Linked DNA regions of Homo sapiens: region 2 is linked to region 1. A link is a contact called in ENCODE Hi-C or POLR2A ChIA-PET data. All regions are on one chromosome and are shown on one strand. Each heading gives the region's core, a stretch centred on a gene start or an enhancer-like site at or near the end of the contact. The rest is flanking DNA. Distances are from core to core; before and after follow the strand shown.

Region 1 (2,700 bases), core at 18-2,517:
TCTAAATTCACCTGGTAATTGGAGTAGCCATCTACACTAGTTAATTGCCTTTATCAAAAAGAAAAAATAAAACTTTTATCTGTGACAAGCGGGCAGTTACGAGTTTGGAGCTAGGCACCTAAGCTAAACTCCCAAGGTGACAGGGAGATAAGGGCACTATCTTCTTCACTGTTTACATTTCAAAGAGATGGCTCATCAGGCCTTTGGGGGAAACATTCCTCTTTTGTAAAGTTGGCAGGTGCTTATTCAGCCTTTCAAAAGTATCAGGTACATATCAAAGGAGCACTTATACATAGATTTCTCATGGAAATACTCCAAGGGCGTGAGGTCAGGTTTATTTCCCCTTCAGTAACAAGTAAAATTTAATTCAATTTGTATTTGCCATTAAGATTTAAACGCGCCTCCTATGAGCTGAAGGTCTGATCTGCAAACCCCTAATTGCCGTGTTGCAGAAGGTACCAGCGTAGCCCAGTTTTAAAAATATTATTAGTTTTAAAATATATACATTTAACTCCTGGGCTCAAGCCATCCTCCAGCCTCAGCCTCAGCCTCCCTCGGGGTTACAGGAATCCCAGGCGCGCGCCACCACGCCCGGCTCTAGTAGCCCAGATCTGAACCGGGATCTTAGATAAGAGGCCAGAGAGCCAGACTCCAGCCTGAGTGAAGCTTCCACCCTCCAGAAACTGGATGAGAGTCTGTCCCTAACTTTGAGGACTTCGACAAGAAAGGTGACTACAGGCCACCCACAGGAGTGCACTGGTGTTGAGGGTAAGGGTTCAACTGAGACGCTGGGAGGCGGCTTTGCCCTGCCTGTGTGTCACAGGCAACACGAAGTCGAATCTACATAGTGCTCACGCAAGGTAGTTCGCGTGCTATGGAGCCTCAGCCCAGGGAATTCAGGTGGTCCGGTGCAGTAAACTCTGTACCCAACACACGCCTGACAGACAGCGCATTGCTCCCGCTAGATTCGCCAATCGGAAATGACTTCTCTCGTTGACCCCAGCTTCCGGAAGCGCCTGCGGAAGCTGCCGCAGAGGCTTGTGGGGAGTGTAGTCTTTTTTTTGCAGAATGGGCCAAGGGGACAGAGACTTCACTCGGGAGCCAGAACCTGTTTTCAACATGGGTATTTTAAGAAGAGACGGAGAGGCTGTCACTGCAGTGGTCACTGTCCTGGAAAAGTAACCGTTGCACGGCCCAGAAGTGGCTCTGTGGCGGCCAATGGGAGCCGAAGCCTGCGAGGATGTTGGGAATTGTAGTTCTGGCGTCGGTCGGTGGCCGAGATCCCGGGCACGCTGGCTCTGGTGAGCGCGGCCTCCGCGGCTCCTTGGCCCCAGGATGCCCTCTCTCGTGGGGAAAGGAGGGTCGGGAAAGGCCGAGCGTAGGTTAGGACGCGGGGTAGAGTGTGGCCAATGGGGAGTGCGGGTTGGAGATATTTGGTTTTTGGAGGAGAGGGCGCAGCTCGCGGTGCTCATTGGGGCGAGGCGATGGGGTGAGCCCCTGCTTGCCCGGACCTCCGCGGACCTTTTTTCCCCCCGGGGGGACGAGAGTGACCTAGAACTCTAATGCCTGTCTTGAACCAGGCGGGATTATTCTGGGTCAACCAGTTTTCGAATACGGAGGGCGGCCCCAGTCGTGCGTCCTGGGGTTTATTTGGGCTGTGGGGTTGAGTTCTGCCAGGGCCAAATGGACCAACATCCCCGCGGCTGGGGTGGGGACGTGGCTAGGTCCGCACATCCCTGGGTGGTTTTTGGCTGGGGAGCGTCTTGAGTCCTGCATCACCGAGTTTTTCTGTTTTTTGGGTGGGGCTGGATATGTCCCGAGTGGTGACCGGGGTGGTTAGGGGGAGGCCGTCTCAGGCCTTGATGCTTGATGGACCTTGGTTTATTAGGGGTTGGGGGGTTGGAAGTGGAGGTGAGCTTGACGTGGTCAAAATATCCTGAGAGGGCCTGGGCGAGTGTCTTGGGTCAGGAGTCCCTGGGGTTTTTAGGGAGGTGAGGGAGGTTTCGTCCTCTGATAGTGGTGGGCTGTATCACTCTGACAGGCATCTAGGCAGCTCTTTTGAATGGGGGCAGGTCTTTTCTCTGGGACCTGTTGTCTCAAGGTGTGTCATGTGGGAGGTGCCCCCTGTGCTTTGTGGCAAAGTTCCTGGGTTTGGTCGTCATCTGGGTGGCCCGTCTGGCTGACTCCTTTCCTGGACTGCTTTTCCCTCACATGTTAGGGCCAAACATCTGGTTTGGGGCTGTGAAGGGTTAGGTCTGGTGGGGAACTCTGACGGCTTCTAGTTAACAATCCAAATCACTTCCGGCATATGGTGAGTTCTGGATATCAGGCGTTTAATTTTATTTTTAATTTTTTCGTAGGGACAAATTTTAAACCTACCTAGTAGAGCTATTCAGTGAACTGCCACGGACCTGTCACCAGATTCCACATTTGTTAACTCATGGCCAATTTTGTTTCATCTACATCCCCTCAACCCTATGTGTGGATACACTTTGAGAATTGTCAGACCCCACAGGGATTGGCCATTGCTGACATCATTACTGGCCCAGCTGGCTAAGCGTGTGGCGCTCCACAGCTAGACTTCAAATCTAGGCACTTTCTAGCATTGTCAATTTGAGGAAGGTGTAGAACTCATGGAGCTTTGGGGAGGTAAAACTTGCATGGTGTCTGGAATTGCCTCTGGTATACAGTAAGAGTTTA
Region 2 (2,700 bases), core at 57-2,556, 1.3 Mb before region 1:
AAAAAAAATCTCAGACCACCCTAAACCTAGTTCTACAAAACAACAGGTATCTTCAAAAGCGTCAAGGTCATGCGGTCATGGAAAACCTGAGGAGCTGCTCCAGACCGAAGGAGACTGAAGAGACCAGATAGCTGAATGCGACGTGTACTCCTGGATCGGGTCCTGGACCAAGAAAAGGGTAATTTGGGCCAGGTGTGGTGACTCACGCCTGTAATCCCAGCACCTTGGGAGGTCTAGGTGGGCGGATCACTTGAGGTCAGGAGTTCCAGACCAGCCTGCCAACATGGTGAAACCTCATCTCTACTAAAAATAAATTAGCCGGGCATGGTGGCGCATGGTTGTAACCCCAGCTACTTGAGAGGCTGAAGCCACAGAATCGCTTGAACCCGGGAGGGGAGGCTGCAGTGAGCCGAGATCGCACCACTGCACTTCAGCCTGGGCGACAGAGGGAAACTCTTGTCTCAAAAAAAAAGAAAGAAAAACAAAAGGATAATTTCCATAAAGGGCATTATTAGGACACTAATAAAAACTTTAAAAACATTTCAATATGGACTATGGGTCAGAAAAAGTCTTGACCAATGTTACCCGATTTTGAATGCAGGAGCTCGTCCTTGTTTTTAGAAAATAAACACGGATGGGCCTCTAAATATAGAGGAAACAGGATTTCATATCTGCAACTAACTCACTTGGTCCAGGGAAGAAAAAAGGCAGAGAGAAAAACAGAGGAAATAATAAGGTAAATGGGGCAAATGAGGTTACAACTTGTGAATCTCATCCAAGTGCATACAGGAGTTACCTGAAACTGTTTCAAAATAGAAACTAAATAATAGTAATGGTTATCTGGCTGGCTCAGTGGCCGGCCCGGGGGTTGAAAGGCGGCGGGTACACAGTCAGTGGGTATCTGTAGCTAAGGCTAAACAGACCGTCAGTTTAAACTGGTAAAATAGCAGGTTCGCAAAGGCACTTCGAGAACCGGAGCCCAGCACCCAATTGCTGACCTCCGCAACCCTCCAGCCGCCAGCAGAGCGCGTCATCACTCCGCGCCGCCGCGTCCCGCCTCTACTAGAGAAATGGTAGCGGTCAAGACAGCTTACGTCACTGCCTCCGTAACCTTGAGGCGCAAGGCACTTCGGGGGTTGTAGTTTCTTACTCCGGTCAGCCAGGCCTAAATGGGGCACCCCGCCCTGAATGTGTTGCCCCTGCAGCTCCGGTCCGCTGTCGTCGAGGCGTCGCCTCAGCCTTCCGTCCGGGCCCGCGGACTGCCACCAAGCGCTCCCCTCCGTGGCAGGAGAGCAATGGCGGCTGCGCGGCCCGTGGGCGCCTGCGCACGTCGGTCGCGGGCGCGCGCGCCAGCTGACGCCGTCGGGTTGGGCGGAGCGCTCATGTCCAGCGCGGTGCTGCAGCAGCCAGGTGCTGGCGGCATATCCCGATGCTTGGACCCTCGGCGTGGGCTGGCCTTGCAGTCAAAACCCTCCGGCCCCGAGCTGCCGGCAGGGACCATGCTGGTCACTCTCGCTGCGGGCTCGAAGCGTCCCCCGCTCGTTGCCCTAGATCAGCGGAGCCCCAGGCTGCCGACCCCGGCGGCCGCGAGGGGGCGCCGCGGCTCGGAGCGCGGAGTCTGCGGAAAAGGCCGGGGCCTAGTTGTCCCCGGAGGGCGGGGCGCGTCGCCTGCGGCCTTAGGAGGCTCCGGGACGGGCGGCGGGTGGACCTAGGCCGGGCCGCGCAGCTACGGGCTGCGGCTGAGTTCTTATCTAGCCAACATGCGTGAGAATCACTGGGGCACCAGTTCAAATGTACATTCCTGGGCTGTACCCCCGGAAATTATGACTTTGGAGGGAAATATGTGTATTTAGGCACATGGGTATTTTGCGCGGATTTTAAATACAAATATGTGTATTTTGCGCAGATTCTGAATTTGTGGGTTCCTGCAGCGGTTTAATGCTGTCACTCGGTTCGGCGCAGAACGATTCGAACGCTGCTTCTGGACTCTCAGTGTGTGTCCCTGGCAGATCTGTCAATTTCATTGGGCCCCAGTAAAACCTTGTAGAGTGTCGCCCAGGGCGAACGCTTAGTAGGGCTGACCAGCAAGCCCCCTTCTTGACTGGAGGCCATCAAAACAACAGGGAAGAGGTTTATACCTTAAACCTGAAAGGGGCACTCTGGCGCTAACCCCTATAGAGCCTTACGTAAAAGCCCCAACTTGGAGGCTTGGCCCATTGGTGTTTGGGGGCCCCACAAGGCCTGCCTGGGCCTCACTGCCTGACTTGCATGTGTTCCTCCAGCCACCACCACCACTACCACCCCCACCGCGACCATGAAGCTGCACCTCCTTTACCTCTTGGCATGTGAATGGCTTCAGCCTTGTCCCCCAAATGTGCCTCGGAGCCTCCCCCACTGACTGTTCCCCCAGCCTAGAATTCCCTTTCCCGGCTTTTTTTTTTTTTTTTTTTTTTTTTGCAGCCTCGCTGCCCGCTCCCATCAGCAATGCTCCTACCTCAGCCCCCCAAGTAGCTGGGACTATAGGCAGGCAACACATCCAGCTACTTTAAATTTTTTTGTAGAGTTAGCGTCTCACTGTATTGCCCAGGCTGGTCTTGAACTCTGGGCTCAAGTGATCCTCCCGCTTCTCCCCCACAAATTGCTAGGATTACAGGCGTGAGTCTCCACGCCTGGCCTTTCCTGTCCTTTTAATTGACCTTG

What was found. Hi-C counts contacts between places; a loop is a spot of excess contacts on that map. ChIA-PET counts read pairs that join two places held with the same protein, here RNA polymerase II (POLR2A). Pooled maps may share reads with other maps.
Region 2: a pooled map shows a loop between it and region 1 (9-fold over the local background). The contact joins the promoter of AP5S1 here to the promoter of ZNF343 in region 1. A Hi-C loop is called at or near these places in 5 of 50 pooled maps. POLR2A ChIA-PET finds 5 or more read pairs at or near these places in 2 of 52 experiments (GM12878 and T-cell).

What each region holds. Positions count from the first base shown.
Region 1 is chr20:2,507,482-2,510,181 of GRCh38, reverse strand. It overlaps ZNF343 (zinc finger protein 343), which reads left to right and starts at 1,267. Exons shown (of 6, transcript NM_024325.6): 1 at 1,267-1,301. RefSeq lists enhancers at 1-441, 983-1,292, 1,943-2,002.
Region 2 is chr20:3,819,153-3,821,852 of GRCh38, reverse strand. AP5S1 (adaptor related protein complex 5 subunit sigma 1) reads right to left here and starts at 1,306. Exons shown (of 3, transcript NM_018347.3): 1 at 1,095-1,306. RefSeq lists enhancers at 923-1,262, 803-1,506 and a silencer at 1,503-1,782.